Linked DNA regions of Homo sapiens: all the other regions are linked to region 1. The links are chromatin loops, found by intact Hi-C in ENCODE. Cell type or tissue: endothelial cell of umbilical vein. All regions are shown on one strand. Links, peaks and the distances in the headings refer to the core of each region. The heading gives the core; the rest is flanking DNA.

Region 1 (4,387 bases), core at 272-4,271:
TCTTTTATTTGCCAAACACAGGTCAAAAAGTCCAAAGCCAGGAGAGACCAGAGAGATAGAAATGAGAGAATCCAGATGGGTTGAGCACAGTAGAAAATGATGGGACCATTGGTGGCAAATGGCAAATATAGGACCCTCTTCCAAGTAAACACATTCCAAAGTTAAGCACTGTCATCTAACAAGACATATCTGCAAGACCACCACTGGCTGTACGGACCTATTAGTTTATAGTCTCTGGCCACTTACATTAAGCCTAAGGATGTGTCAGTATTCCAAAATAATTATCATTATTGGATTGCAAATCTTCCTTTCTCCTTTCATCTCCTGTTACTCCAGTTCCATTGCTGACTTGAGACATTCCCTCTGAATATTCTGTCTTCTCTCACCATACACCATGCTCATTAATCCTCATAATGATATTATGGGTTTGTGCTATTGGTGTTCCATTTAACAGGCTGGGGAATTGAAGCTCATAGATGTTAAGTAATTTACACAAATTCACATGGATCATTTCTGGCTGTACTAGGATTCATTCACAGGTCCGCTGATCTAAAATTTTGCCCATGTACGCTTCACATCTTCTTGCCTCTCATTGAACTACTTCATACAATCTCATCACTGTAAGAATAAATTACAATTATTTAAAAAATACTAAAATAACCCATGAAACTTCTTATAATTGAACTTCCTACCTACTGACTCAATGAAGAAACCTGAAGTTAATTGAATATTCTTCTCAGATTCACTAGCACTGTATTTTTGGCTTTTGCATAAAATATTTGCTGTGTGCCTCTGTTCAGCCTGCTAGTTTCTCTTTAAAGGCCAGAGTCTTTTTTCAATCAATCATATTTATCAGCAAAACACAGTTCATCTCACCAAAATAACCAGAGGACAAAGGTTGAGTTAAAAAGTTCTGGGCAAAAGCCCTTTGACCATAAATTAACAGCAGATTGGAAATTTGATTTTTTTCAAAAGTCATTAATCATAGCAATCCCTAGTAAACAGTAATAAATATTTGTGTGTAACTTCTTTATACATTAAAAATTATCAGATCAACCTAGCACCAACTCATTCTGTTTGCTGGAATTTTTTTAAAGAATATCAACGTGTTTTTTTTTTTTAAATATATTCTGTGAACATTTTGATTGATTGGAAGTTAAAAGGAAGAGCAGGCTTTTTGCTTTCCTTGGGCTTAAGTCCTGTGAGGATGTCTCCAGAACTTCAAATAAGTCCCTCCAAGGGAGAGAAAAACCCAGCACTTAGCAACATGCAGCCTTAGTGCCTGGGGACTCCCTGTCACCTCACGTTGGAAAAGTGGCTGATGAACTATGCAGATCACGAAGATTGGGTAATAAAATCCCACCACCATCAGACCAGGAAAATCTATTACTCACCTCTTCTATTAATAGAGTTAGAACTTCGATTTCACAGTGCAAAAAGCTCAGATTTATTTTGCTTACTTGAATCTCAAAGCTTGAGTGGTCTCCGATTTGGGAAATGTAAATTCTGCTTCCCTTTAAACTAAATAATACTTCTATTTATAACACTTGTCATAGCCTCTACACTCTTTTTTTGCATATAAAATGCTGCAATATATATACCTACTCTAATGTTTCTAGTAGGGGACGTTTAGCACAGTGATTTATTAGAAAATAGGAAAGAAAGAACCACGCTCACCTCTGGGGCAAGGAGGTGGGTGGGGAAACTTGCCCATTCTACCCCTTTATATATAAGAAGTGAAAAATCTGTCCTGTTCATTTGTAAATTCACTTGGAACCTTTCTTCTTGTTGAGCTGTTTGATAACAGAAACGTGCTGAGATTTTTGTTTCAAGACAATTCCCATTTCTCAGAACTCCCCCTACTTTTTCTGTAACTATCATTCAGGAAAACGGGAATAGCAGCTTAAACAGTTAATAGTCAATTCCAGCTCCCATTTTTATGAGTGAAAGACAGTTTCTCTCTTAAGATGGTAACAGTTAAATGCAAAACTAATCTAACCAGCCATTGGGTGGCACTGTTGCTCCACTGAATTCTTGGTTAAAGAGCATTTCTCTTATACTAAAAAAGGGAGGCGAAGCGAAACCCTGATTGTGCCTTAAGGAAAGTAGCATTGTTTAAATGGGAAAACTGACTTTCCCCTGTTTCTTTGATTCTTTCTATCTAGTAAACATTCTTTGACCCAGAAATGACAACTACTTGTCATTGTCCGTATTCGAATGGAAATATTAATTGTTTGATGGGTGCTACCTGGAGTCTTGTGTTGAGAAGGATTCTGAGGCCGCATCCAAGACAATGGAGAGAATGTTATGGATTGATTAGCAATATTGGCTGTGGGTATGGAATATTGGAGTGGTGACATGCTTGTCATTCTTGCTTGAGAGTACATTTTGAACTCCTTGTGCTGATGGCCTTGGTATAAATTCTGCACTTTCACTGGGGCTAGAATGGAGAATATGTGGTTAGAACAGAAAGAAAAATGTTAGAGTAAGTTAAGCGATATGTTAGACTCAGGATATTAAAGCATATTGTTCATCCCTGATAATGTGAACATGACCTGAATTATAAGTGCCCTCTTTTCTTACCTACTTGATCTAAGCCAGAGTTTTAAGATTATGAGAAAATGATGTCATTACCACAAGAAGGATAATCATTTTGGATTGGCTGTCCACAGAAGGTGAAGGTCAAAACAAATTGTTTTCATCACAACATCAGAAACCTGGAAGCCCAACTATATATTCAGCACAGAGTTAATGATGCCATGCTTATTTGATTTCAAATCTATTATGGTTTTTAAATTTACCATGAAAGAGCTATGACTGCCATGTATGTATGATTTTGCGAGTATATTAAGCTTTCTCCAGCTCTCTAAAAACCTTACAATATTCCTTGACACTGGGGCGTTTATTGAACGTGCTATGCAAAAGAGTTTTCTGTGATAATAAAAGCCTTCCATATTTGTGCTGCCCAATAAGATAATCACTAGCCATTTGTGGTTACTGAGCACTTCAAATGTGGCCAGTGTGATTGAGGAACTGGATTTTACGTTTTTATGTAATTTAAATTTATTTACATTTAAATGTAAATAGCCAAATGTGTCCACTAGCTTCTTTATTGAACAGTAAAGTTCTAGCCACTTCAGAAATTATGAACTCTGGGATTTGGAGGCTGCACAGTCTATCAAACCACATGACCTTCACACAGGCACAATTATATCCAATAGAATAGTTAAGGCTTATTGAGCATTCACTATGTGTACTGCATTGTTCTTAACATTTTACTTATTTAATCTTCCCAACAACTTATGTAGAAATACCCTTGTCCCCATTTTACAGATGAGAAAATTTATAACAAAGTGATATCTGCTAAAATGTAGATAGATGCCCAACTGGGATACATTGGTCCTGTGTGCTGGCTGAGGTTTGGTTTCTCTTTCAACTAATACTGTCTAAATGTGTATTCATTGTTTGTTTAGGAAGGAATTTGAGCTCATGGATGGAAAGGCAGAGAAAGATGGCCCTGGCCGTCTCAGGTCCTCTCTGCAAAACAAGAATCCTCTTTAGAAGGTAGTGTCATGGCCATTTTGTTCCTGGGAGATGCCTCTTGAGAGTCTCATCTTCCTCCGTCTTCTCTAAATAGCTTACCCAAGTGTTCCCTCAACGAAACAGACTTCCGTCTTTGGAGGTTTTCCAGCAAATACAATTTTCTCCAACTTACTACATTTACAGTGTTGTTCTAACATCTTTTACAGATAACGCCCTGGGTAACCGCCTGTACCTGGCTCTGAGGGGGCACACAGTTAAGGTTTTGTGGTGGCCAGAGGACAGCAAAGTTTTACAATGGCAGAAAATCAGTGAAGGTCTGCTGAAGATAGAATAATGTTACTCCCAACACCTACCCCGGAACACATGAATATATTACCTTACATGGCAAAAGAAACTTTTCAGATGTGACAAACGGGTCCTGAGGTGGGAAGAATACCGTGGATTATTGGGGTAGGTCTCACATAATCACGAAACACCTTATAAAAGGCAGACATAAAATCAGAGAGGAGAAAGCAATGTGATAATAGTGGGGAGAGAGAGGGAGAGAGAAAGGAGAAGATGCTATAATGCTATACTGCTGGCTTTTAACAGGGAAGGAGCCAAGAGACAAGGATTGTATATGGTTTCAAGAAGATGGAGAAGGCAAGGAAACAGATTCTCCCCAAGAAACTGCAGAAGGAATGCAGCCCTGCCAGACCCATTTTTGAACTTCTTACCTCCAGAGTTGTAAGATAATAAGCTAGTATTAACGTAATTTGTTGCAGCAGCAATAAGAAGTCAATACACATTCTTCGAAAGAGAGACTTTTGAGCCAATTCACAGGATTGAAGAGCATTGTGAGATA
Region 2 (4,387 bases), core at 152-4,151, 410 kb after region 1:
TACATTCAAATTTAGTATTGATATGTATGGATTTGTTTCTGTCATCATGTTGTTAGCTGGTTATCATGCAGGCTTGTTTATATGGTTGCTTTATAGTGTCGCTGGTCGATGTAGTTAAGTGTGTTTTTGTAGTGGCCAGTAACAGTCTTTCCTTTCCATGTTTAGCACTCCCTTCAGGACTTCTTATAAGGTAAGTCTGGTGGTAACAAAATCCTTTAGCATTTTCTTGTCTGAAAATGATCTTATTTCTCCTTCACTTATGAAGCTTAGTTGGCTGAACATAAAATTCTTGCTTGGAAATTATTTTCTTTAAGAATGTTGAATATAGGTCCCCATTCTCTTCTGGCTTGTTAGGGTTTCTGGTGAACTGTCTGCTGTTAGCTTGATGGGGTTCCCTTTGTAGGTGGCTTTCCCCTTCTCTCTAACTGCCTTTGTGATTTTTCTTTAATTTAGACCTTGGAGAATCTGATGACTACATGTCTTGGGAATGGTATTCTTGCATAGTATGTCACAGGAGTTATCTGCCTTTCCTGAGTTAAAATATAGGCTTCTCAAGCGATTTTGTGGAAATTTTCATGGACAATATCCTGAAATATGTTTCCCATGTTTTGTTCCTATCTCTTTCAGGGATGCCAGTGAGCCATAGATTTGGTCTGCTGACATAATTCCATATTTCTCAGAGACTTTGTTCTTTCTTTTTTACTATTTTTATTATTTTTGTCTGAGTTAGTTTGGAGAACCAATTTCAAGCTCTGAGATTCTTTGCTCAGCTTGATCTGTTCTACTGTTAATATTTGTGATTGCATTACGAAATTCTTATACTGTGTTTCTCAGTTTTACTAGGTCGTTTTGTTCTTTCTGATAATGGCCATTTAGTCTATAAGCTTCTCTATCATTTTATTGTAATCCTTAGATTCCTTCGATTGAGTTTCAACATTCCCCTGAATCCTGATGATCTTTGTTCTTATTTATATTTTGAATCCAATTTATGTCATTTCAGCCATTTAAGCTTGGTTAAGAACCCTTGCTGGGGAACTGGTGAGGTCATTTGGATGAAAGAGGACACTTTGGCTTTTTGAATTGTCAGAGTTTCTTGGGCTGGTTCTTTCTCATCTGTGTAGACTGATGATCCTCTAACTGTGGTGTGATTTGAGTACAGTTGGTAGACTAGTTTTCTGGATGTTTTCAGTGGGCCAAGGCTTTGTCCAGGGTCTATCTTTGTAGCTGAATTCTTGTCCTTAGTTTTACGGGGGGGTATATCAACAAAGTATTTTTGGTGTTGACGTCTGGGCTGTGATCTAGTATTTGATGCTTAAGTAAAATGGTAGTAGGTACTCTCTTGCTCAGCCAGGTGGCCCCTCTATATTTCCTCAGGATTGCAGCCATGTTCCCTCTCAGTGCTCTGAAAGGGTGAGCTCCTTTCCCACTCAAGTGCTGGCTGCAGGTCTCAGCTTGACATTCTGGAGTTAGACACCACAGTTATAGGGTGAGCTCAGGCTTTATGTTCCTTCCCAGATGGAGGGAGCAGGGGAAGGGAATTTGACAGTTGCTGTGGCAGACGCCTTTCACTTGTCTCTTGGGGATCCACCCCATAGAAATGCAGAGCTGCTACCAATCAGTGCAGTTGGCCCAGTGTGGGGTGGTTACATTGTGGGCCCAAGCCTAGGTCCCCGCCTAGTGACAAGCAGGGAGGGCAGGAGGCTTGTTAGGCAGACAAACTTGCCTCTCCTCCTTAGGGCAGCTGTGGTGTGCTGGAGGTGTGATTAAAGTACTCAGAGTCTTCATTCCTTCCCCAGTCCAAGGGCAATAAGGGCAGTACCACTGCAGCAGCAGGGGCACAGGGGCTTTCAGTTGCCCCAGGGAGCTGCACCTCAGAGAAACTGCTATGGGGAATGTTCAGCCAGAGGTGCTGAGGCTGAACACTCACATGGAAAACAGTCTAAACAGTCTGGCCACTTTTCCATAAGGCAGTTGCACTGTGTTGGGGGTCTGCATTAGTCCCTCATCACTACATGCCCTCTGGAGCCTAAGGGCAACAGGAGCGAGGGATGCAGAGTAGCAAAATGGTGTCCTGCCTGCTCCCTCTGGGAGCTCTGTCCCACAAAAGTGCAGAGCTGCTACTGGCCCAAGAGCCCAGGTCAGTGGTGACTGGAGTCCCAGGTCAAGAGGCCCTGCCCAGTGAGGAGTAGCAGGATTGGAGATTCTTGTGGAAAACAGTCTGGCTGCTCTCCGTAAAGTGACTGCCCTCTGCTGGGGGTCTGCTTTAGCTAAAACGACTTGAAACAACAGACACGTAGACTTTAAAAATCAGACCTGTACTTGACTGAAGCACTGCTCTTTTTGTAAATAGGGTAATAATGATACCATAGTCACCCAGGCGGTAAAATCTGACCATTTAAAGGGTTACAAAGCATCCATTTTTAATAGGAAAATCACAAACTCCTAAAATTCCCCATTTTGACTGTTGACAAAATCGTGTTTTAGGGGGTGCAGGGGGAGATAGAGGTAGAAGAACTTATGAAAGCAAGAAATCTACTGTAATAAAATGCCAGGAAGCTTCAGAGAAATGAGATACTAATGTTGACTGAGGTAGAAAAAATACGAATGATACAATCTAAACTTTGTTTAGGACAGATAGGGATCATGCAGTTGTACAATGCCTGATACTTAGGCCCAATGCTTGGATTAATGCTTTATTATTGCCATCTTGAAATTCTTAATAATACTTGTACAAGGAGGCTTGCATTTTCTTTTGCACTGGACCAAGCTAATTATATACCCAGTTTTGAGGACAAATCATTGTTAGAAGGATTGTTGCAAAAAAGAAAATAACGCAAGCAAAGGATTATAATGGGGGCAGGGATTTCAATTTTATTAGAGTGAAAATTTCATAGAAAGGCAAGACTGTTTTTCAAAAGGAAAGGAAGGATATTAGACATGAACCCCAACAGCATGGGGCAACTCATATCTCCTGTAATTTATAACATCTACTTCTATCTATCTATCTGTATTTTAATTACTGGATGCTGATTTACACAGCTTGATCAATGCTGCAATGCTAATGTCTTGAGGACTCAGGATTTATTTTATTGTGAACTAGTTATGCAAATGAAATAAAATGACTCAGGAAAAGAAAGGGAGAAGGAGAAGAAACACTAACAAAGCCCTGGTTTGATTACTTGCTGTAGCTCTCTTCTCTCATATTCTACCCACAAAACCTTGTGACATTCTGATTGTCCAAGGAAATACCTTTGATGTTATTAACCAGGCTTCTAAGTGTTTATTAGTATTGTGAATAGTCAAACTGGCATCATGTGAATAATATCCACAGTCAAAATCTATTCTGCTACTATGTATCTTATACACAAATGTGGAACAGTGAAGAAGTAATAAGCGGATAGGGCATGCTATCTGTACATGGACAAGGGCAAGATATTGCTCATTTTAATTAGAATTGACCAGTATGATTGTGTCAGAGTCATTGTTCTACTGAAGCATGTTTTAAAATTTAAATTATTTTGGTAGTTTGCATTAACTTCAAATAAGTGTTCTCAGTGATAATATCACAATACATAGTACATTCAGACGGATAATTATTCACACAGTGACATGACAAAAAACCTGGACTGTTTCTTGTCAAAAAAGCAATCATTTCTAGTCAACTCATCTTTGACAAAGAAGCAAAGACAACTCTATTGAGAAAGGATATTCTTTCAACAAAAGGTGCTACAAAAAATGGACATCAACACATTACAAAAATGAATTTAGATGTTGATTTTTACATCTTTCATAAAAACTAACTCCAGAAGGGTCATAGACCTAAATGTAAAACACAAAAGTATAAAACTCCTAGAAGATAGCATAGGAGAAAATCTAGGTCACCCTAGGTTGGTAAAGCATTTTCGAAGCACAATCAATGAAGGAAAAGAATTATGAGTTGGACTTCACTAAAATATAAATCTGCTCTGTGAAATACACATTTAAGAAAATGTAAAGACAAGCCACAGACTGGGAGAAAATGTTTCCAAAAAGCATATCTGGTAAAGAACTTGTATCCAAAATATACAAAGAATTCTTAAAACTCAATAAAAAGAAAGCAAACAACCAGCCTAGCCAACATGGCAAAACCCTGACTCTGCTGAAAAAAAATTAAAAATAAAATTATCTGGGCATGGCGGTGCATGCTTGTAGTCCCAACTCTTCAGGAGACTAAGGCAAAAGAATTGTTTGAACCCAGGAGGTGGAGTTTGCAGTGCACTGAGATTGTGCCACTGCACTCCAGCCTGGGTGACAAAGCAACTCTCTGTCTGAAAAGTAACAACAACAACAACAACAACAACAAATAGAAAGCAAACAAACCAATTAAAAGTGAGCAAAAGATCTCCAA
Region 3 (4,387 bases), core at 283-4,282, 440 kb before region 1:
TTTCTAGATGGGGATGTTGGGAAAATCACATACTCTCTTTAAAACTTAGTTTTCCATTGCTGAAAAGGGGATGGAGAGAGCCGTTAAGCACTTCCTCAAGGTTACACAGGGGGCAAATGACAACGCTGACTTTCAAACAGAAATGTCTGATTTCAGAGCCTGCACTTTTCACTGCATACACTTCCATTGATTGAAAACCACAGCCCACCTCCCCAACCCTTGGAGCCCACGCTCCTTTAGATTTAATCTCAATGCAGATCTTGAGCTCTTAGATCTAGGGCATTCCATCTTTGCTGCTTATGTTATGATTGCTCAGTTCAGGAACCTCCCCTCTTTCTGTCTATTCAGGCTTTCCAAGTCCTTTGTAATCTGGCCCCAGTGTTTTTCCAGCTGAATCTTCACCTCTTCTCAACCATAATTCCTGGCTAATCCTTGTGCCTTTTCATGCCTTTTTCTCAGGCCATCCGCACTTTCTGTGATACTCTTCTTTTTTTCTGCAAAAGTTGGTGTGGTTCTCTGCCCCTGCATTTCTCTAAACTATTTGTTTCTAGAGTGTGCCCCGTGGGGTTCAGTGGTCAAATAAGCTTGGAGAATGATTGTTTTTTTCAAATGGAGTTTTATGCTAATGTGCATTATAAGTTCCTCAAAAGATGCGATTGCATGCAGGGTTTCTCAAACAATTTAAACCTAGGAATTTAAAACTCACTCTTCCTCCCTCCCTCTTCTATTCTTTCTTCCTCCCTTCCTCATTCTCTTCCTTCCTCCTCCCATCCTTTTTTGTTTTCTTTTAAAATATTTCATGGGGCTACAATGCCATACTATGTGTTTTGGAGGATACAGCTCTCTTATAGTTATGGTGACTGAATTCCTAAGTAATGAGCCCAAGGCCAGACTTGAGGACTAATTCTATTCCTAGACAGGGTATGATGAGGGCATCAATTAGCCCTGATGATACTCTGCTGAGAATTCATTTTTTGCATCTAGAACTATGCTCTTTCCGGCTTGCCTAGTAACCAAAATCCTGTCTTATAAGGCATTCCAGTAAGTGCATTCCCACTTTGGGCTCCTGCACATTTTCTAATTCCTTTGGCCTGATTTGTCATTCCAAGGTCTGGCATCCTACCCAGACCCCAAACTGGACTCTGTATTGCTAGTTTCTCTTCATGGCATGGCTTACATTGCTACCTGTGTTCTCTCAATCTGCCTTTCCTGGTGGCCTGTCTCAGTATCCCAATCTTCATTATTGGCTCTATGCCTTTCTGACCCATCCTAGCTCTTTGTCAAGTATTTGGTCTGGTTTGGTTGTTGAAGACTTTAGGCTTTTGGGCCAAACAGTTCCAATTCCAGTTCCACGATCTGATAATTGTACACTCTGGAGTAAGTTACTTCACTTTGGACCTCAGCTTTCTCATCTATTAATAGAGGTAACTCCCTCATACAGTCCTTGTTGGGATTAAATGATAAACTGCAGGTGATATGCTGCTAATATCACGTGGCACAGAACAAGAGGGCAATAACTATCAGTCGTTATATTACCTAAGTCTCAAAGGCTTCTTCGATCAGTTTAGCCCACACTGAGCCCTCTGGTCTCTAAATATTTTGTGCTCGGTGTCTCATACTTAGCACTCAATGCTGTATGTGACTTAGTTACACTGTCCCAAGCTAGATTTGGAGTTATTTTTTTTTTTCAAAATTATGGATAATTTCATACATACTCATTAGTAGAGAGAATAGTAGCATGGATCCTCCTGCAGTTGTCATTGAATTGAGATTTTTGGGATAGCTCTTTTTTACCTTGCTCTACTGTTAAATGTATTATTGGTCCATACACAGGTGACAGGGAATTTGCCCTGACTGAGCAAGAGCTACCCACTGTGTGTGAGGCTTCATATAAAGAAGTACCTGCTCAGCCTCTCTTGGAATATGGGACCACCACAAAGTCTCTGTTTTTTTCTAAAGAATGGGGAGATGGAAGAATGGCACCCTCTCATATGGTTCCTGGAGAATCCACTTCACTTTCCAAAACTTTATTCTCCTGTCTCCTCTTGTCAGTTATTCAAGGCTTGAATTGTGTTCAATTCATTTTGTATCCTCAGCCCCTAACAGAACTTGGTGCAAAAAAATCTTTGAATGATTGTCTTTCCATTTTTGCTAAAGTTTTATTAGAACTGTTTTCTAGTATCAGAATTGAATCCCAGTTCTAGACCTAGAGCCTTAAGGCTGCAGACCTAAAGAAGACAGATCTCAGAGCTAAATCTCTCTCTTCTCTCTCTCTTTTTTGTACTGGATGATTGACATCTGAGGACACAGCATATTGACTTCTTTTAAGATGTTGAAACAAATAAAAACTATGTGCAGGAGGAAACATGATCCTACATTTATTTATGAGGCATCAGACAATGTCTCAGGAAACAGATGTTTTGTGCTGTAATTCCTCTTGATGGCACTGGAGCCTTAAATATCATCGCAAGTCCAGCCTTTCACATTCTAAATCCTATTATCTAGGTTAGCTCATCTGTATTCAAAAGATCAATGTTGCATTATTACAAAGATCCTTTCAAGTGTAAAAAGGATGGCACTTCATTACAGAAAGTAAAAGAAACTAATCAAACTTTCTTGGTGAAATCATTGACTTTTTAAAGTAAAGGGCAAATTTAAGAATTTGAAAGTCCGAGATGCGAGAGAACCCAGTGGTTTAGGCTCACCCTGGCATGTGCCTGGTTGTAGCATGTGGGTCTTGGGTAACCCAAAGAAGAAAGATTTCTTAAAAAGAGTATCAATGCTCCCAGCTGTTCTCATTTCTTCTGTCACCGCTTGGTTGTGTATCTTGGAAAAAAAATATACTTCTGGTGGGAAGACTCAAGGAGAGAATCTGTGCTGTGTGGTATACTGGCAATATTTGTACTGACCTGGTTAATATAAATTGTTAAGAAAACATTGGTAAATATTATTTATTCATAGTGTTAACTATTCTTTCAATAGGCAGTCCTTGTTTCTTTTCATTGCAGTTGGCATTCTCTGGGTTGTGTATTCACATACAGGATGTTTACTGGGGAGTACTTTTGGGATTGGCACCAGTGGAAGGGAGGGGAAGAAAACAGGATGCAGTAGAGGGAGAAGTGGAGTATGGTGCATGCCCAAGGATATATACACAAGGACGAGGAACTCTGGAGCTGGAATGGCCTTTCGAAACTCTCTTCCCTGAGGAGCAGACAGCCTGCCCAACAGTCATTGTGTTGTAAGTGGACCACCTTGGAGAAGGAGTTTGACTTTACCAAGGCATTGCTCTTTAGCTGGGGCAATCCCCAAAGAAAGATGGTAGCTAAGGACTATTTGCTAGCAGCACTCCTAGCAGCCTGGGTAAAATTCCTTTTATTTCTCAAAGAAGAATCTGGGAAGCACGTCACAGTCTCTACCACTCTTAATATCTTAAAAGAAAATGCTCATTGATCAGCTTCAGTGTAATAGGACTGTGGTAGGTACTGGGGCTTATCGTGGTGAATAAGAAACAGTCCTTGCCTTCAAGGTATTTATCATCAGCCTCTTCTTGCTAAGATTTGTTGATTATTACGATATTCCAGGCACAGTTCCAAAGAGTCTACTTGTATGAACTGTTGTAACGCACTAAGCCATATGAGATACTTAGAGCTCTTATCCTCATTTTATAGATGGAGAAACTGAGGCACATGGGGGAGAAATTTGGGGAAGGCTCTTTTCAGAGTCCTGATAGCCTGCTTCTATATTGCTTCCCAAATGTTGCCATTTCTGTAAGATCAAAACCATTCTTTGTATTCTGGTCACTTGTATCTGAGTTAACTATAAAATTTGCTTACTGACATATATTTAGCGTGGCTATTATGGTAAAGCTGCCCTGTCCAATAATAGTAGCCGCTAGTCACATAAATCCATAGAGCATTGAAAATGCAAACCGTCCAACTTGAGGTGCGTTCTTAAGTGTAAAACACACACAGGATTTCAAAGACGTACTGTGGAAAACAAAATGTACAACAGCTCATCATTTTTTTTTTTACATTGATTGCATGTTGAAACAATAATATTTTGGATATATTGAGTTAAATAAAAGTCTATTTTAAAAATTAATTTTAGCCTGTTTTCATGTTTTAATGTTGCCACTTGGAAATTTAAAATTACATACATGGCTTGCATTTGTGGCTTGCATTTTATTTCTATCAGACAACAGTGCTTTAGAGTACCTGAGATTTTTCCAAATGGGATGTATTTTGCTCTTAAATGCAGAGAAAGTCCTTATTTACTTTGGTATTGGGATCAGGTTCTTTTGATATGCTTCATTTAATTTGTATTTATTAATAAGGATTCTATTCATCGGATAGCCACTATGTGCTGGTTGTTTAGTGATTGTTGAAAA
Region 4 (4,387 bases), core at 191-4,190, 490 kb after region 1:
GCCCCATCTCTACTAAAACTACAAAAACTAGCTAGGCTTGGGGTGGGGGTTGCCTGTAATCCCAGCTACTCAGGAGGCTGAGGCAGGAGAATTACTTAAACCCGAGAGGTGGAGGTTGCAGTGAGCCGAGATCGCACCATTGCATTTCAGCCTGGGCAACAAGAGCGAAACTCTGTCTCAAAAAAAATAAAATAAAATAAAATAAAATAATAAATAAACAGTATGTAAGCCCTTGCTGGGAGCATATTTGTATTTATTTTCCTAAGTACTTACTTTCTCATGTTTTACATCTTTAAGATCATCACAATTTTACTAATTTGCCTCTCTTTATTGTTTCAATTAAAACCAGTAAAAATAATCTTCATTTACCTTTACTTTTGCCTATAATGGGTTGAACAGTGTCCCCCCAAAATTCATGTCCAGTTAGAGCCTCAGAATATGACCTTTTTTTGGAAATAAGGTCTCTGCAGATGTCGTTAGTTAAGGATTGAGATGATATCATCATGGATTTCAGGTGGGCCTTAAAACCAGTGATTGGTGTCTATATAAAAAGAGGAGAAGGACATCGTGACATAGAAAAGAGGGTGATGTGACGATGGGGTCAGAGATTGGAGCAGTGCACCTAAAAGCCAATGAATGACAAGGATCACCAGCTACCAATACAAGCTAGAGAGTAGCAAGGAAGGATTCCTCCCTAGAGCGTTTGGCAGAACATGGTTCTGCTGACTACAACTTGGTTTTGGACCTCTAACCCACAAACTACGAGAAAATAAATGTCTGTTATTTCAAGCCACTCAGTTTGTTAGTAATGGGTTACGGCAGCCCTCGCAAACTAATACAGTGTCCTGAATTATAATAAATCATTTCAGTTTAGAGGGAGTTTGCTTGACAGATGCCTTTTAGATACAATTGTCCTGTGGGCTGTCACCCCTGCTACCATTTCCAAAGGATACTGGGAGTCCACTCATGAATAATGTCTTAGTAGCTTTAAAAGAAGATGGGCAGGTTTCTTGGTGTCCAAGTAATTTTAAATAATGATGGATCTAGGAGATATAAGTTCAGTTCACTGTGCCTACACCTAGTCATCTATTTTAAGTAAGAACCTAAATAGGAATAAAATACATAGTTGACCAGGTGCTGTGGCTCATGCCTGTAATCCCAGAACTTTGGTTGGCCAAGGCCGGTGGATCACTTGAGGTCAGGAATTCAAGACCAGCCTGGCCAATGTGATGAAACCCTGTCTCTACTAAAAATACAACAATTAGCTGGGTATAGTGGCAGGCGCCTGTAATCCCAGCTACTCGGGAGGCTGATACAGGGGAATCACTTGAACCCGGGAGGTGGAAGTTGCAGTGAGCCGAGATTGGGCACTCCAGCCTGGGCAACAGAGCAAGACTCCATCTCAAAAACAAAAAAAAAAACCACATAGTTATTTTCAGGAGGCAGCCTAAACAGCTAAGAAATTAGTTGCTTATGGGAGGTAGGAGGACACGTTATTATGGAAGAGTTGATGTGTACACATTCACCTACTCTGCCACTTGTCAGTTACATCTTTGCCAACTGAAACTGTTTAAAAAAATGCTTGTATCAACAATTAAATAAACCACCTCTGATATTTAGAAAACTTTCCTTAGCTTCCTACTTGACACTTTGCACATTTTCTCCCACAAAGCAAGTTTCTCCTCTTAATTAACCAAAGGCAAGAATGATTTCTTTCAAAACTCAAACCTATACATTTAGAAAGAAAAACACCAACCCGAGGGTAAATTCATTCACATCGGTGTGTAAAACAGACCACTTCTGTTCAAAGCCCAGGAAGTGCTGATCACGCTCCTGGCCTCAATAGAAGATACAGATCATTAAAGCTCAACCCAGTGTCTGTAGCTAGGTTGTTTATTACAAAAGTAAGAATCACTAACATGTCCTCTTTGCTAGAACCATAAATCTGAAACTTCTCTTTATTAAAACTGAGATTTGACAACTGCAATACCATAGCTCCCCCTGCTGTTCTGATGCATATTGTCAGCTGCCTTTGGCAAAATCATTTTATGCCTTTCCCTTCCATTCGGCCCTCCTCTGAGCTGTTTCTGATATCTAAGTTTCCGTTTGCTTCTTAATTCTTCATCTCACCTCCCTGTGCTATTTAGCAACCCAATGGCAATTTGGAAATCGATTTTTTATGATCCTCATGTTAATATCATCTTTCACAGGCAGTGTTGGAATGATTCTACTTTTATTTAAGATCATTTCAACTGCTCTGCTAGAGCAGCTTGGAGCCTCGGAAATGGAGTTTCTACTTGCATGGACCCCTCATACATACCTCCCTGCACACACATACAGTAGTTTAAACAAACTGGAAACAAAAGAAACGTACATAACAGCCAAAAATGTTGCTAAGAACTTTATAAAGCAACGACAGAGCAGCATCAAAGCATCTGCAAATGCTTTCTCTTTCCAAATTAATACTCTATCAGTATAAAGGAGGCCACTCACCACTGGCTATATTTTCATTTTTATAAAGTATTTTTATGACTGTTTAGGGAAAGCCTGTATACAGCCATTCCCTCCATTTTGTGTGTGTAGTTTTCTTGCTCTGAGCCAACATTCCATCACCTTGGCCAAAGTAACATATATATATATATATATATACACACACACACATATATATGTATAATTTATAAACGTATTTAATTTTTATATGTATTTAATTTATATATTTAAGGTATGGCTTGACATACATTTTGGAAGATGCCTGGAGTATAAGTTATGGGTGACTGCAGAATCCTGATCTGGTAGGCTCTAGATCCTGAAGGCATTTTTCCTAAGTTAAAATTATGCATATATGCAAGATAAGGAACATGTATGTACCCCTTGTCTGGGATAGATGGCAGGCTAAGGGACCAATTTTAAGAAGACCAAGTGGACCTGCCATCTGGTATTTGTAATCATCAACTTCCATGTATGCCTCACCACTGGACTAGAAGCTACTTGAAGACAAACATTGTAAATTGTTCTCCAGCTCTTTCAGCATCAGTACAGAAAGCATTTTATGGATCTTGTGTGGCTGAGAGAATTAATGCATGAATGAACACTGCAGACCCTTAAAATCCTGTTAGGCAATATCGTTCCTTTCTAGACTCATCTTGCAGGCTCTATTCAAAAATGAAGCCAAAGGAAATTAGGATTTCAATCATTAGCTTTCCATGGCATATTTAGTTTGCTTTGTGTACATTTTCTCAAGCAATAGGCATTGTGTATGCCTTTGCTTTTGTAAAATATCCTACAGAGTTATTGGGAGAGATATAAGAAATATGTTACCAGATTCAAAAAGCACATAAGATAACCTGGAAGGCAAAACCAAACCACAAAGGAAACCATATATAAAACATTTAATTTCCAAACTGTACTTTACAAATAAGCATTTTGCAATTTTGATTAATCAATATTTATCAGCCAGTCTTTGTGGCTTGTTTCCTTTGAGCAAAGCACAATGCTGATGCAGTTTTTAGGAACTGCATACCTAGACGGATGAAATAGTAAACCCTGGGGCTGCTGCTATCAAAGGGCTTGTAAAACAGCATTTTCTGGATAGCCCATCATCTAATATGGTGCAATATGCGAGGTCTGCTTTCAGCTAGAACCAAATGTAAAAATTATGATTTTTATCAAAGAGCAAGCATGCCAAAGCCCTCTCCTGCTGCTGCAGCACCGGGCAAATGCAGGCCATGAGACCAAAAGCCAATGACCAAGGAAGGTTAAGGAAACACAGAAGAGAGCAAAAGCAAAAGCTATGAGACAGAGCGAAATCACATTGACAGATAGTTAAAGCCTGGAGCCCTCTTGTGTGATAATACCTGGAGCACACTGAAGGAACCTGTGCAGTTGTTACAGCATGGCTTTAATATGTACTTTGCAATCATTGCAGATGATGAATGCATATTCTGCTGTTATTTTTTTCTTTGTCAAATTGTGTGTCAAATATAGGATGATAGTAAAAAAAAAATTAAATGCCATATACCCCCATGCTTTTTTATTATCATCCCTAGGTAGAACTGCTGAGAACAACTTCATACATTTAATTTCAAGTCATTTAAAAAATAAGCTTAGAAACATAGAATCATTATGTAATCATTTCTCTTGCTCCCTCTGTGTGCATACATGTGTAGACATGGTTTTTTAAACATAAAAGAGAATTTATGACATTGATATTAACATCCATAGAATTAAGTCACCATTCTTACAGAGGGATAAAAGACAAAAATACTGATTATGAGAGACACAAAGAAGAACTAGCAGACCCTAAGTTATAGAAGATAGCAAAGAGGGAGCATCTGGGCAAAAATTGAGATAATTTCTTTACTGTGAATGTGATTAGGAAATACACAAA
Region 5 (4,387 bases), core at 214-4,213, 200 kb before region 1:
AAGGTCAATGAATAAAAGTTACAGGAACGGAAGGAATAATTTACCAGAAAATGGGGTTATCTTAAAATACGGAGTGAGCTTTCACTGTAGGTGGTGAATTCCTTTTTTCTGAACAGGACAGTTAGTATTGGGACAGGTAGCCTCTGATGTTACTCCTTTACTGAATTTTTGCTACGTATTAACATTGTAGACATAAACTCAAAGGCCTCTCAGTACAGATAAACTCAGTTTCATTCAAATGGAGAGTGGAGCCTATGGCAAATTGAAGAGAATGCCTGCTCTGCCTAAAGTAATTTAAATTCAAATAATAAATAAACTCCATTGTGCTGGCTAAATAAAATTTATTATCTGGCTAACCGTCAGATCCACAGTGGTAGGCATATTCATATGCAAGATTTTTCTCTTGCCATTAAAATCTATATTATTCTGATTTTATCCATAAAGAATATGAGATAAAGGAAACTGGGTAATTTGTCTAAGGTCAAATAGCTATTCAGTGGAAGAGCTAGGATCAAACTCCAAGTACATTATATCATTTAACCTTCCTGATAACACAGACATTGAAAAGTTAAATCACTTATCTAATATACCCAACCTGTTTTTTAAAAAAGCCCCAAGCTGGTATATTGGCTACTTTATTCTAAGTCAGTTTGGGTTCTTTCATTGACATCTGTTGGTGGTGATGCTATTTTATAGATGACATCATGGGTCCTTGGGAAGGGTGATCCACATTCAATTTCAGGCGTGGTGCCATAAGGAAAATGAGAGAGGGATACACAGACAGAGTCAGAGCTTTATTTAAACAAAATAGTTGACCACAAATAAGATATGGTGAGCGTAGTGAGCTGAAATCATGTCTCTCTTCCAAATTTATGTCCAGCCAGAACCTCAGAATGTGTTTGGATGTGGAAATAGGGATCTGTGGAGGGATTTAATTAAGGATCTAGAGATGAAATCATCCCAGAATTTAGGTGGGCCCTAAATTCATGTCTTGTGTCCTTTTAATAGAAGAAACAGAGAGACCAACTAGCAAAGAAGAGCTAGCAACACAGAGAAAAAAGCCATATGGAGACAGAGGCAGATATTGGAGTTAAATGTTGCCACAGCCAAGTAATGTTGAGGATTGCCAGCAACCACTAGAAACTAGGATAGAGGCATGGGACAGATTTTTCCTTAAAGTCTCCAGAAGGAACCAACCCTATTGACACCTTGATTTCAGGCCTCTAGCCTTCATAACTGTGAAAGAATAAATTTCTGTTGTTTTAAGCCAGACCATTTTTGGTTCTTTGTTATAGTGTCTTCAGCAAACTAATATGGTGAGAAATTCTAAAAATTTACCCACCCTTCATCCACGTCTTCCCTCCCACCCATCCATATGCATATATACTTTCTAGCTTTGTGCCCTTGAAAATGTCAGCAGTAGAATTCTATTAAAGCATATTCTTAATAAACTTTTACAAAAATAAAAATATGTTACCTGGGAAGAGTAACACATCAAGCTATTAAGTATTAACATAATAGCAGAGTTCTTTAAAAAATGATGATTGTTTCTAAAATCCCACTATAGAAGCTCTTATGCTGATTCAAACAGTATTTTAACTGGATTTGAGTGAGAATATTTGAAGGTAAAAGTCAAGTGCTTCTGGCTATTAGTTTCTGAGAGTTGCAATTATTATAAATCATGAATATATCTTTAAAGCATAATTTATATCGTATTAATGTACTAAAACTCATGGTGATATAGAATACATGATTATAGTTTGCAGCTCAAGGAAAGTATTTTTAAAGCAGTAGATTTAAATTTAGTATTAAACTTGTTCTCTATTTTTCAAGTATAGTAGGACTACAAATTCAGGTGATAGCTGAAAATCTTAGAAGATAATTAAGCCTATATTTCTTACCACTTTAGGTTACTTGGAAGGGTAAATATTTTAATGGGTACATTTTCTATCTACTTTCTCTTCAGATGCTGTGTGCAGGCTTTATTAAGCATAAAGAAATGAACCCAGACTCAATTTATGACAAGTCTTTTTATTCATAATAGAATAAAGCATAATTTTTACTTCCTCTGCATAAAATACACATACATCTCCCATATAAATTTGAATTATTTTTTCTCATTTTCTTAGAGATGATGATTTCTTAAGAAGAATTCTAGCAAAACTTCTGAAATGCTATTGAGAGAAAAACCAGGGACCAAAAATGAATTTAGGTATTATTTCATTCTTTTAAGCTTGTCTTTACAAACTATTCTTTTGTCCTATCAGCAGAGTGCTCTGAAATTTCTGGCATATTCTTGTCTCGCCATTCTTGGCTTCTGTAAATACTGCTTCTGTATCACTGTAGATCAGCATTTCTCAAACTTGTACTATTAACATTTGTGCTGGGTAATTCTTTGGGGGGAGGTGGGCTGTTCTGTGCTTTGCAGGATATCTGGTTTTACCCAGTAGATGTCAGTAGCACCTTCTAGTTGTAATAACACACACACACACACCCGCACATGTGCGCACGCACACACACACAGACACACGTCTCCAGACATTGCCAAACATCCCTTGGGGTGCAAAGTCACCCCTGGTTGAGAAGCACTGAAATGTACATGCATTTTCTTCTTGATGTTAAATCTGTTAAAGGACTTACTGAGGATTTTGGGATTGTTAGATTCTTTGATTTCTCCCATATCACTGACGTTACAGACTGCTGAAGTTTTATAATTAATTTCAAAGCCTTTTACACAACTTTAAATTTTGAGATTCAGAAAGCCTATGACTTATAATTCTCAGCCGGAGAATTATAAAAATTAGCCTAGACTCTAATATTCTTTTCATTTTATAATTCTTGTTTACCTTCCCCTGATTTAGGACTCATTAATGTTATTTTGCATTTTACTTTTTCCTTATTCTTCTGTCTAAAAATCTACTCTTAATATTTCCTTCTTCATTGTCTGGAGTTACAAACTGTCTAATCTGCTCCATGAATATTTCTAGTTCTGTGCAGTAGAAAAATTTGCATCATGCATTGTTTTTCTTTCCATTTAATCATTTTATTCATCCAGCAAGTACTTATTGAGCATTTTTCTAGAGTAAGATCCTGTGCAAGATTATGGGCATACAATAATGAATAACACTGTAACTATTGAATCAAAGATATGTTTTGACACGAACAAATTAAAAATATTTTTGTAGAGTGTTAATCAGACTTCTCTTGGCTTCATCTTCCATATAGCTCTCATCAGCTGAAATCTGATTATGTAGCCATTAGCAGATGTGGCATTTTTCTTCTTTCTGGCTCTCTAGTTTCGTTTGCCTAGAACTTTAATCGTGTTTATCATATGGCCTGTGGAAGCCTCTCCCTCCACCCCCAATGAATAACCAGCTATGATCTTTTTCCCACCTCTTCAGAGGATCCACATATTGGTCTCTTCTAAAAAGCAAAGTTTTATTTTTGTCTAATGATCTGGTCTGCTGAGGATTTGCTGGGTCGTCATGGCTGACAATAATACAATTGTTGAGTGAGTCACTTGGACCACTTTAGCAAATTAATTCTCAATACTCTGGGTTGTTATCATTATTTCCAAAATTGTAAGGACTTACCCATGAAGATATATTTGGTGTGCTCCTAGGTTTACCCACCTCCCATCCCTTGAGACTTATTTTTAGGGTTAAAAGACTTCTCTTTCAACATGCCTGGCAACGAAGAGTGATGGACAATAGAAAGATTATGTGAGCCACGTATGTACTTTTAAAATAAATAGTAGCCCTATAACAAAGATAAAAAGAAATTGTTGAAATTAATTCTGACAATATATTTTGCTGAATCCTACATATCCTAACTATTACCATTTCAGCAAACAATGTAAAAATCGTTAATGAGATATTTTACATTCTTTGTGATGTACTAGGTGAAATCCAGTGTTTATTTCACGCTTACAGCACATCTCAATTTGGACTAATCATATTGCAAATTTTAATAGTCCCATGGGGCTAGCAGATATCCTACTGGATGGCAAAGGTTTAGAATACTAATTTGATAGGTCCACCACACCCAAGGTACAGAAAGTCCCAGCAAAAGGGTTATGGTGACTTCAAGACTGATATATCTTCCCAGTCCAGAGATTTTTATCTTGTTGTTATCTTTAAAATTTTTCATTTTGTAATTGAAAAATCTATTTGAGTTTGCTTTCCATGGAAATGAAAGGGTTATTCCTGTTGGATTCTTCACCATAGTGAAGGTAATAGTTTGGGGTTTACACTATTATGTCCCTATAAAGCGTGCTGTACATCTCCTAACAAGACTGCCATTCATGTTCTCAATAAATCTTGCACAAGGGTATTAGGGTCTTTGAACTGACAATTGATTTACTGCCTGGAAAATTATTCTTTATTGA
Region 6 (4,387 bases), core at 117-4,116, 460 kb after region 1:
TAGCACGTATCACAGTTTTCTACTAAAACCCGTTACCTTCTTCCCTGTGGTAATAGGATTTTGCTGGATACCTGGTTAGACTACATTTCCCAGGCTCCCTTGCCATTTTTGGGGGGCCCTGGGGGGACTATGTAACAGAGTTTTCTCCAAGGGAATGTAAATAAAAATGAAGTAGCCTCCAAGCTACTTTTTAAAAATCAAATGAGTCTCTTGAACATTCTCTTTTTCCTTCTACTGTCTGGATTTGAATTAGAAGGGCCTGGTAGTATAACAGAGCCAGGAGGTGGTAGGCACCAGGGTCCTTGAATCAATATGGATGAGGTTACCAGTAGACCAGAAACACCAGCCTGTATTATAAATGATCAAAAGATAACCTTCTATTATGGTAAACCACTGGTATTTGGAGAAAGGAGTCTGTAATGGCAGCTTCTCTTACTTTATAACATACTTTTCAAACATCTAACAAAATATATCTACCACCTTTCACAATTTTGCACCTGGAAGGGTTAGGGAAAAGTGTATCCTGGGGCCTCAGGGAAAAAAAAGAAAAAAGGAAAGAAAAAAATTACAAATGGCTTAACACAATAATTCTGTAGAAGATATAGTCAATGAAAGCACACATGAAGGAGTAATCAGTTCTGCCTAAGAGAGTGTTTAAAAGATTCACAGGGGGAGGAAACTTGAAGAATGAAGATATGTTTTCAAAGAAGTTGGAAAATAACATAGGAAGTGAGAACTGCATGAACAAAATTTAGGGATTAAAGAATGAACACTGGCCACTTCATGGGAAATTTAGTTTGGCCGAAACACTTGACACAAAAGAAATGAGAATAGACCCTGGAAGGGGCTCAAGGATGGAAAGTAAAACTAGGCCAGATCTTGAAGCCCTTTGGATACCTTGTGTAGTAGGCAGAATAATGACTTCCCTAAAGATGTAAGTATGATAGGCTACAAGGCAAAGGGAATTAGGGTTGCAGATGGAATTACAGTTGCTAATCAGCTGACCTGAAGACATTAAGATAGGGAGACGATTTTGGATTACTTCAGTGGGCTCAACGTAATCACAAGGGTCTTTAAAAGGGTTAGAGAAAGATGTGACTATGAAAAACCAGAGAGATAGCAACAGGACAGGAGTTGGCCTGATAGTGTTGGCTTTGAACACAGAGGAAGGGGCTACGAACCAAGGCAAGCAGGTGGCCACTAAAAACTGAAAAAGGCAAGGTAACGGGTTCCTCCCAGAGCTCCTGAAGATAATCCAACCCTACTAACATTTTGATCTTAGCTCAGTGAGATCCAAGTCAGGCTTTTGAGCTACAGAAAATACATTTGTATTCTTTAAGTCACTCAGTTTGTGGTTATTTATCGTAGCAGCAGTAGGAAACTAATACTTCTTGCTAAACCTGATCTTGGAGAACAGATGAATATTGGGATCAGAATTGCCCCCAAGAGGGTCCACCTGGGAGCAGTGTGCAAAATGGGTTAATTGGGCAGGACCAGAAAAAGAAAAATAGTCAGAGATCTATTTTTAACAGATTAGACCTCCAATAAGATGCTGGAAGGCAACTAATGCAGCAGAAGTAAGGAAGCCGAGAGAAAGAATATGCTTTGCAGTGAGAATAAGCTTGTTTTCCGAGTCTGTGCTATCCAGAAAGTTGGGGATTGGGCAGATGCAATGTATTGTTAAAGCAACGTATTCTGTGAACTTATGTAGATATAGGAGAATAATTCTAGTTTCTTGATACATTTCAAGATATTATTACAAATATTGAAAACAAAACCAAGGTTGCTTGCTCCTTTTCATATTTCTGAAGCATTTGTAAATCTTGATGCTTTTCCCCTCACATACTCTTTTATGCACAATGCAGATGTAGCCTTACCTGCAAATGCAGGCCTGTGTAAAAGTGACATCTTGTGTTGCTTTGATGCATTGCATTTCTTGTTCTCCCTGTCACGATTCCTCTGTTTTGGAAATTCTTTTACTTTTATTTTGCTAAAGAGCAAAGAGAGACTAAACTAAAATTATTGCAACATAAAGCGTATAACTCATGGTATTAAAAAATTACATTGTTCTCTATGTTATTTATAAATTATACAATAGTGACAGGTAAATCATTCCAATGACAGAATTTATATCTGCCCTTGTACTGGATTGTAAACCTGAGAGAGAAGAGTTTGATTTTTTTAAATTAAATTTAGTAGTTATTATGAAAATGCTTTAGAACAAAAGAAATCCACTGATTTGAAATGTCTAGAAACTAGCCTGTTTTCTATTTTCATGAAATGTTACTTTTCATGGCTGACGAGGTCCTTGTGGTTTCAGGTGTGAGAGTATATTATCCTATCTCTTACTATAAATTCACTTCACTGCTAAGTTTGAGGCTCAATGGCAATTTTATCAAAACTTGCCAATTCATTTTAGGCCACAGATAGAATACTCACACACTTGAGTAAATAAAAAAGTATGCAAAATTCTGGAAAAATAGCTATGTGATCAATAAAATTAATTATGAGGATGTCAATTGTTCCCTTCTTCCCCATGGTTAACAGGCTGGTATCAGAAATACTAGAGACAGAAAATCTTTCCAGCAGGTTAGTAAGGATTAAGGTGGTATGATGCAATCTAGAATAATGGGGAACAAAAAAGAATATATGGTTGAACACGAAAAAGAAAACTAAATGAAAGAAACAGCATGCCATATGATCACCACAGATAGAGAGAGAGAGAAGCCCAAAGCTTAAAGCTAAAAGAGAAAGGAAGGTCTGAAATCTCGAATAATAAAACTAGGAGACTGCTGGGAAGAAACACTCTGGAGAAGAAAGAAAAGGTGCCTAGATCAAAGATAGATGAGACAGAATCTTAAACGAAGAGGAATAAATGGTTGTCAAAGGCAGAGAAAAACCACAGAAGCTAGAAGCTGGCTGTTGGAGAACATGATTACAGATCCCACCCTTAGATGGGAATGAGACCGAAGGGTATGAGGGAAGGATATAGGTTCACTTGTACCATTAAACAGTAAATTGCAGCTGGTACAAACTCATCATTCACTCAAAGTTTACAGCCCCCCCAAAAATGAAGTGAAATAACAACTGTTAGATGTGGTGAAGACAAAGTGGTTTGTCAAATCAGACACCTGGGTTTGAAGCTTGGATTTCACTTTTTTTTTTTTTAAACTTTGCAAGTTCCCTAACTATTCATCTTGTTTACTCATCTGTAAAGTGAGGACAACTGCACCTTTTTCCTAAAGCTATTGTGAGGGAGAAGTGAGATAAGCAAACCTCCTTGGGCCTAGTTGCCAGTAATCAGTAGATACTAAAACTTCAATTAATAATTGGTTGGGAGATTGACTTTAGCTCTTTCTTGCCTAAGTAAATCATGATACACACACACACGTGATCAATAAGAGAAATAGATTTCTAAAACTGTTTTTGTATTACATGTGGAGATGGGGAAGACAATTACTCCCCTTTCTTGGTAAAAAAAAAAAAAAAGAATGAATCAAAGATAACAGAGAAGTTTGGGGCAGGCCACTTGTCAAAGGTAGAAGTTTTAATCTCTTTGCATATTGTTTCCCACATTAGCATATAGAAGTTGTGGTGGGAAGAATGTTATAGAGTTGATCTTTGAATAACGCAGGGGTTAGGGGTGCCGACCTCCATGCAGTTGAAAAATCTATGCATAACTTTTAACTCCTCCAAAATTTAACTATTAATAGCCTACTGAGAAAGCAAGAGAAAGGACAGTGGTATTAAGAAAATCAATATTATTTAAAAAGTCAGAATAGAAAATACATTTACTATTCACTAAGTGGAAGTGGATTATCATAAAGGCCTTCAACCTCATCTTCAACGTTGAGTAGGCTGAAAAGGAGGAGGAAGAGGAGGGGTTGGTCTTGAGGGGTTGGCCTTGCTGTCTCAGGAGTGGCAGCGGGTGAAGAAAACCTGTGTGCAGGTGGACCCACGAAGTTCAAATTTGTGTTGTTCAAGGGTCAGCTATACAGTTGGCTTTGTTTTATCCCCATAAGATCAAGGATAATTTACCTGGGGTAAAGTACGGTCTGTGGGCTGCCTGCAACGTTACCCCGCATGATGCCTGTTCAAACTGCAAAGTCCTGGAGTCATACCCAGACTTTCCAAAACACATCTCTAGGAGTGGAGCTCAGTGACGTAATGTTTGTAGCAAGATCCCTGGGTAATTCTGGAGTACCCTAAAGTTTGAGACACTTTGCTAAGAGAGCTTGCAGCACCTTCATGTTTACGTGGAAATTATCATCTTTTTTAGTGTGATTAACATACCAAATGTTTTCTAGTTGATGAAAAACAATCTTTAATTGCTCAGAAACTTTCCCAAATTATTCAATTGATGGCATCTTCCTTTTCCTGAGCATTA
Region 7 (4,387 bases), core at 161-4,160, 320 kb before region 1:
AGTTCTCCTGCTGGAATATAACCTCCATGAGGGCAGACAGGTCTTGTTTCCTGCCTGGAGAATTGTACTAATACCTGGTATATAGCAGGTACTCAAACTTTTTTTTAAGCAAATGAAAACATTTTCTTTAAAAGCAAATAGTATCTCAATATTGCCTCCTGCAGTCCTGTGGCTCTACTGTTTGACCATGGGAGTATATGTTATCTCTCCTTATTTATTATCCCCATTTGAAAAATAAAAGTCTTCCTCTTTGGAGATTGAGTGTCGTGTTTATTTTATGCTTGATGATCCCTTGGTTAAGGATGTATTCATGAGAAATAATCAGTACAAATGACAATATTTATGTTAAGCTCTTTTTTTCTATGAAATTATTCTTTAGAAATTTTGCTGCCTCTAATCTTTCCAATCTGCCATAAGATTATCCGTGAAATTGCTACAAGATTTGCCAGTGGTCTCACGGGATAGGGGCTGCAGCATGAAAATTACACTACAGTATTTTGAAAAAGTACATCAGAATTAATTCATTGTTGTTTTTCTTCTGATCTGTAAGCAGTTTAAATTCATACTGGCCTCTGCTGTGTGTGGGAGAGATCCATAGATAATTTGTGCCTTTAATGACAGAGGTTCTCACAATTCTCTACATGAATGTCATGACAGGGAAGACAAAAATCCCTTTTTGCCACTTAGAAATGCAGGACAAAGCAGCTGACAAATGTCATCTGGAATTTTATGTCATACAAACACATATTCCCTGTGTCAGCAAGGGTACGCCTATATGATTTTAGCCGTTTCCTTCTAATTTCTCTAGAAATAATGGGTTAGTTCACACAAGACAGTGTGGAGATTATTGATATAATCACAAATTGAAATGGGACCCTGAGCTCTCTGTTCACAGAAAAACTCGCCTGGCTTTCTCTGTATTTGAAGTGATTAACGATGGTGCAGCATTGTGGGAAAATGGTATGTCTATAATTATATGAAGCCACAGGAGGGAGAAACCCTTTCTGAACCTGGTCTTTGAAGACACCCAAGTTATTTGAGTCTAAGCCATTAGGGGGAAAAACAGGAAGAAAAAAGCAAGAAAACTATAAAAAAAATCAGAATATGTAGTTGTGACACTGGTCTAGGGAGAGACTGTGTGAGACAGAAACAAAACGGTTGGGGACATGAAAAGGTAACAGACAGCAGGAGATATTGGTTTAGCAGTTAAACAGGAGACTGTGCAAAGCCAGAGCCCTCATCCCGTTAGCTGACTGGCATCTCCCTGTCATCCCTATCACTCCACCCTCCTTTCTAACCTGTAATATGGAGACAATATTTCTCACCATCTTTTGTGGGACACAGTGACACAGACAGACTGCTAAAAATAGAAAAGACGATGTCAATATTATAAATAATGACGTAGAATAGGCTGGTCTTCACTGCAACCTCTCTCTCTCTTTCTGTCTCTCATATTTGTTAACGTACAGGCCTTCTTAAAATGTAGAAAGACTTAGGACTTATGTGCATTTCAGAATCACCTGTAAGGTGCAAGCGGCGTCTGGGACACTGTTTTCTCCCCAGCAGTTTTGGTGCCCTGCTCGAAGGAGATGGACTGTATTCTCCGGCTGCCCAGGGGCAGAGTTGGGGCTGGCCAGAGGATGTGAATACAAACCGGCAGCTTATTTCCATTCCTGACCACTTGGTGACACTCTAGCTTTAGAAACTGCTCAGCTACAACAAAACCCTGGCATACAGCTTCCTTCTAGGTTGGCTTCTGTGGTTTCAAAGACAGTCATTGTTTTGAAGAAGGTCATTTGGAGAGTTCGGTGGCTGATGTGATTAGAATGTGTACAGCGAATCGCATTCCAGGTGCTTTGTGTGCTAACACTTAGGTGTTATTACCAGCATTAATTATCCAAGGGACATGTAACAAACACAGGTGGGCCCTTGTTGGTTCATTTAAAAGGCAAGGCTCTGCAGAATGCAAACCTCCAGGTAGCCACGCTGGCCTTTAATTTGGAGTTTAATTTAGGGGTAGCTGGAGCACACCAGACCTCGTCTATTCATAGATTGGATGTCATAAAAAGAAAATTATTTCAATATTAGTTCCTCTCCAACATATGCTGCACACACACACTTACCCCTAGAGTAAAAACAGTCGGCAAGAACTTGAAAATGTTGTTAAATATACTTCCTTGCATGTGATAGTTTAGGTTTTTTTCCTACCCTCATCCTCTTTACTTGCATAACTTTTTATTCATTAGTAAAAATGACATTTTTCTTCACAGAAAGAACCATCTATCAAATGAGTTAACTACCCCCAGGTTGCAAAACACATCACCCAAAATGACACATCTTCATCTTCATCTTGTTCTCTACCTCCCTTTTTCTTCTGGGACCAAAAGGGATTCGAGGAAGAAATTTGTACACTTTTTTTTTTACAGCATCAAGATGACTTTCTAAAACGGAGGAGATTTCAGTATTTAGCTGAAGGTCCTTGTGTTCTGTTTTAATGGGAGCCTAGGAGGGGGGGTTTGCCCACTTTTAAAGATGCTAGTGAGAGCCGTGCTTTTCTGACTCATTAATTTGGAAAGGCAAGAGGAGGCTGCCATTAAGAAATGTCTTTGCAATTAATTGCATGTAAAACCAAGTTTTTTTCTGACACATTTATAGAAATTGCTTTACCTTATTTATGCTGATATGCTTCTGCTGGCCTTAGCGTGAGTGGAACTGGCCCTAGGCAAAATCGAGATGCTGGCAAAATCTGTTTCTAAGCCGCTTCTGATTTTGTTGCTCACCTTTCCCTTCTCTGAATCCAGAACTTCTTTTTTATTTCCCCTTAAACCGTATTAGTTTTGAGTTCAATTGCCTCTGGCATTCCACTTATGAACGGTGGACTGTCCTTGGGCTTGGGGGTCAGCAAGCTCTGGTAGGACCCTGACTCTGCCATTTTCTTGCTGTGTAAGTTTAGGGAAATGATTTAATTTTCCCATTTTGAATAATCAGTGAAACACGGTAGGTGAAGCTTGGTGTCTGGCTTCAGAAGAGTGGAACACACAAAGTGCTTGTTAAAAATGAAATTTTCTAAATCTTATTGTAGAAAACTGGCTCAGAATTTTAAGGAAAGACTCAGGAATCTGCACTTTTAAAAGTGCTCTAAGAAATTCTCAACACTTACCTAAGTCTGTGAACTCCTGGCTTAAGAAATAAATCTTCCAAGGGGTAACTGTCTTTGTAAAAGGATCAGGAAAAACAGCATCACCGAAAGGAGGGGATGAGTAATGGGGGAGGGGGGTTACTTAGATATCATGGTTTTTTTTTGTAGGGAAGAGATTTGTGGGCAAAACAGGGTGTGATTTGATCAATTTGTGGTCCTGAATCCCATCTAGACAGGAGAAGTTGGGCATTTGATTCAGTATATTGTTTAGGCAAAGTACACAGTACCTCCTTTCTAAAGTGGAGATGCTAAATCCATTGATTTTATTCCTTCGATGTCATTTTTTCCAACTTTTTAAAAGTTGTTTTCTGTATTAGATCATTCCTCCCACCTTTGCTGATTAGTAGAGGCTTTTGCTGGACTGTAAGCTCCACGAGGGTGGATACCGTGATTTTGTGCTCCTTTGGGATTTCAGGTTCTAGCACAGCACAAGCATGTGTGGTAGGTATCTGGTCAATGAATACCTGAGGTGGGTAGAAAAATTTTCTTAACCTCTAACACGTACTGATCAATCTTCCCTTTTCTTCGTTCCGTTCACCTTTGTGTATACTTAAGGCCTGAACAGATTGAGATTCAGTGAGCAATAGAACTGTTTCAGGGGAGGTTGATGCTCTGGATGAAGCTGGGTTGCATGTATTGAAAATCAGGGATGGCTGGATTTATGGAAGGCAGATTTTGAGGGAAATTAATTCAGTATTGGCTTGTGCCTGGCCATCTTTCTAGTTCAGATCATCTAGGAGATTAAAGATCCACTAACCCAATACCAGTCTGATTTGCAGAGCATGTTGACCATTTGGAAAATTGAGCGATGGAGCAAGTTACTCCCTGCCGGGCTTTGATGTTGACCCAGACATTTAGTGCCTAGTGAGAAGATTTTAAGGAGTAACAATAGTGAGGATTGTTTTGAACATGTTTAGTATTTCCCTGAGGCGGTAACAACTATCTAATTCTTCTCAGAATTCAATGTACATAGGGGAAATGCAGATTCCTGGGGGCCCCATTCTAGATCAAACCCATATATTGCAAACCATAGGCCTGGAGGAGAGCAGAAGAGAAGCCCAAGAGATTTAATTGGACTTAGTCTGGAAGAGGCTTTTCATGGGGTCCAGATCATCCCAAGTCTCCCACTCTCTTCCCCTCATCAGGGGCACTAACAGGAGCAATATCTGACATGTGTAATTTATTCAC

Evidence for each region. Hi-C counts contacts between places; a loop is a spot of excess contacts. Peaks named below come from ENCODE experiments on the same cell type or tissue, not always from the same donor. Only the 100,000 strongest peaks of a DNase experiment are listed, where the experiment ranks them.
Region 2: a loop joins it to region 1, with 14 times the contacts of the local background. A loop is called at or near these places in 3 of 110 quality-filtered maps.
Region 3: a loop joins it to region 1, with 8 times the contacts of the local background. A loop is called at or near these places in 27 of 110 quality-filtered maps.
Region 4: a loop joins it to region 1, with 15 times the contacts of the local background. A loop is called at or near these places in 75 of 110 quality-filtered maps.
Region 5: it touches region 1 in a loop (8-fold over the local background); 2 of 110 quality-filtered maps call a loop at or near these places.
Region 6: a loop joins it to region 1, with 19 times the contacts of the local background. A loop is called at or near these places in 20 of 110 quality-filtered maps.
Region 7: it touches region 1 in a loop (10-fold over the local background); 16 of 110 quality-filtered maps call a loop at or near these places.

What each region holds. Positions count from the first base shown.
Region 1 is chr5:164,011,258-164,015,644 of GRCh38, forward strand. No RefSeq gene overlaps it. Among named protein-coding and RNA genes, the nearest start is that of LINC03000, 280 kb to the right of the region's middle. In endothelial cell of umbilical vein, for the core only: a CTCF peak has its summit at 2,007 (motif pointing right); a DNase peak (open chromatin) is centred at 2,024; H3K27ac peaks cover 933 bases.
Region 2 is chr5:164,420,394-164,424,780 of GRCh38, forward strand. All of the region lies in intron 2 of LINC03000 (long intergenic non-protein coding RNA 3000), which reads left to right. Among named protein-coding and RNA genes, the nearest start is that of LINC02143, 45 kb to the right of the region's middle. In endothelial cell of umbilical vein, for the core only: no CTCF peak of the experiment used is centred there; no DNase peak of the experiment used is centred there.
Region 3 is chr5:163,567,034-163,571,420 of GRCh38, forward strand. No RefSeq gene overlaps it. Among named protein-coding and RNA genes, the nearest start is that of MAT2B, 64 kb to the left of the region's middle. In endothelial cell of umbilical vein, for the core only: a CTCF peak has its summit at 2,463; DNase peaks (open chromatin) are centred at 348 and 2,438; H3K27ac peaks cover 331 bases.
Region 4 is chr5:164,502,352-164,506,738 of GRCh38, forward strand. All of the region lies in intron 2 of LINC03000 (long intergenic non-protein coding RNA 3000), which reads left to right. The region is part of intron 2 of LOC102546299 (a long non-coding RNA gene); the gene reads left to right. Among named protein-coding and RNA genes, the nearest start is that of LINC02143, 37 kb to the left of the region's middle. In endothelial cell of umbilical vein, for the core only: a CTCF peak has its summit at 2,001 (motif pointing left); a DNase peak (open chromatin) is centred at 1,990.
Region 5 is chr5:163,807,208-163,811,594 of GRCh38, forward strand. No RefSeq gene overlaps it. Among named protein-coding and RNA genes, the nearest start is that of MAT2B, 300 kb to the left of the region's middle. In endothelial cell of umbilical vein, for the core only: a CTCF peak has its summit at 2,420 (motif pointing right); DNase peaks (open chromatin) are centred at 2,504 and 3,144.
Region 6 is chr5:164,473,632-164,478,018 of GRCh38, forward strand. The region is part of intron 2 of LINC03000 (long intergenic non-protein coding RNA 3000); the gene reads left to right. All of the region lies in intron 1 of LOC102546299 (a long non-coding RNA gene), which reads left to right. Among named protein-coding and RNA genes, the nearest start is that of LINC02143, 8.4 kb to the left of the region's middle. In endothelial cell of umbilical vein, for the core only: no CTCF peak of the experiment used is centred there; a DNase peak (open chromatin) is centred at 1,900.
Region 7 is chr5:163,694,786-163,699,172 of GRCh38, forward strand. No RefSeq gene overlaps it. Among named protein-coding and RNA genes, the nearest start is that of MAT2B, 190 kb to the left of the region's middle. RefSeq lists an enhancer at 1,745-1,794. In endothelial cell of umbilical vein, for the core only: a CTCF peak has its summit at 1,682; a DNase peak (open chromatin) is centred at 1,726; H3K27ac peaks cover 662 bases.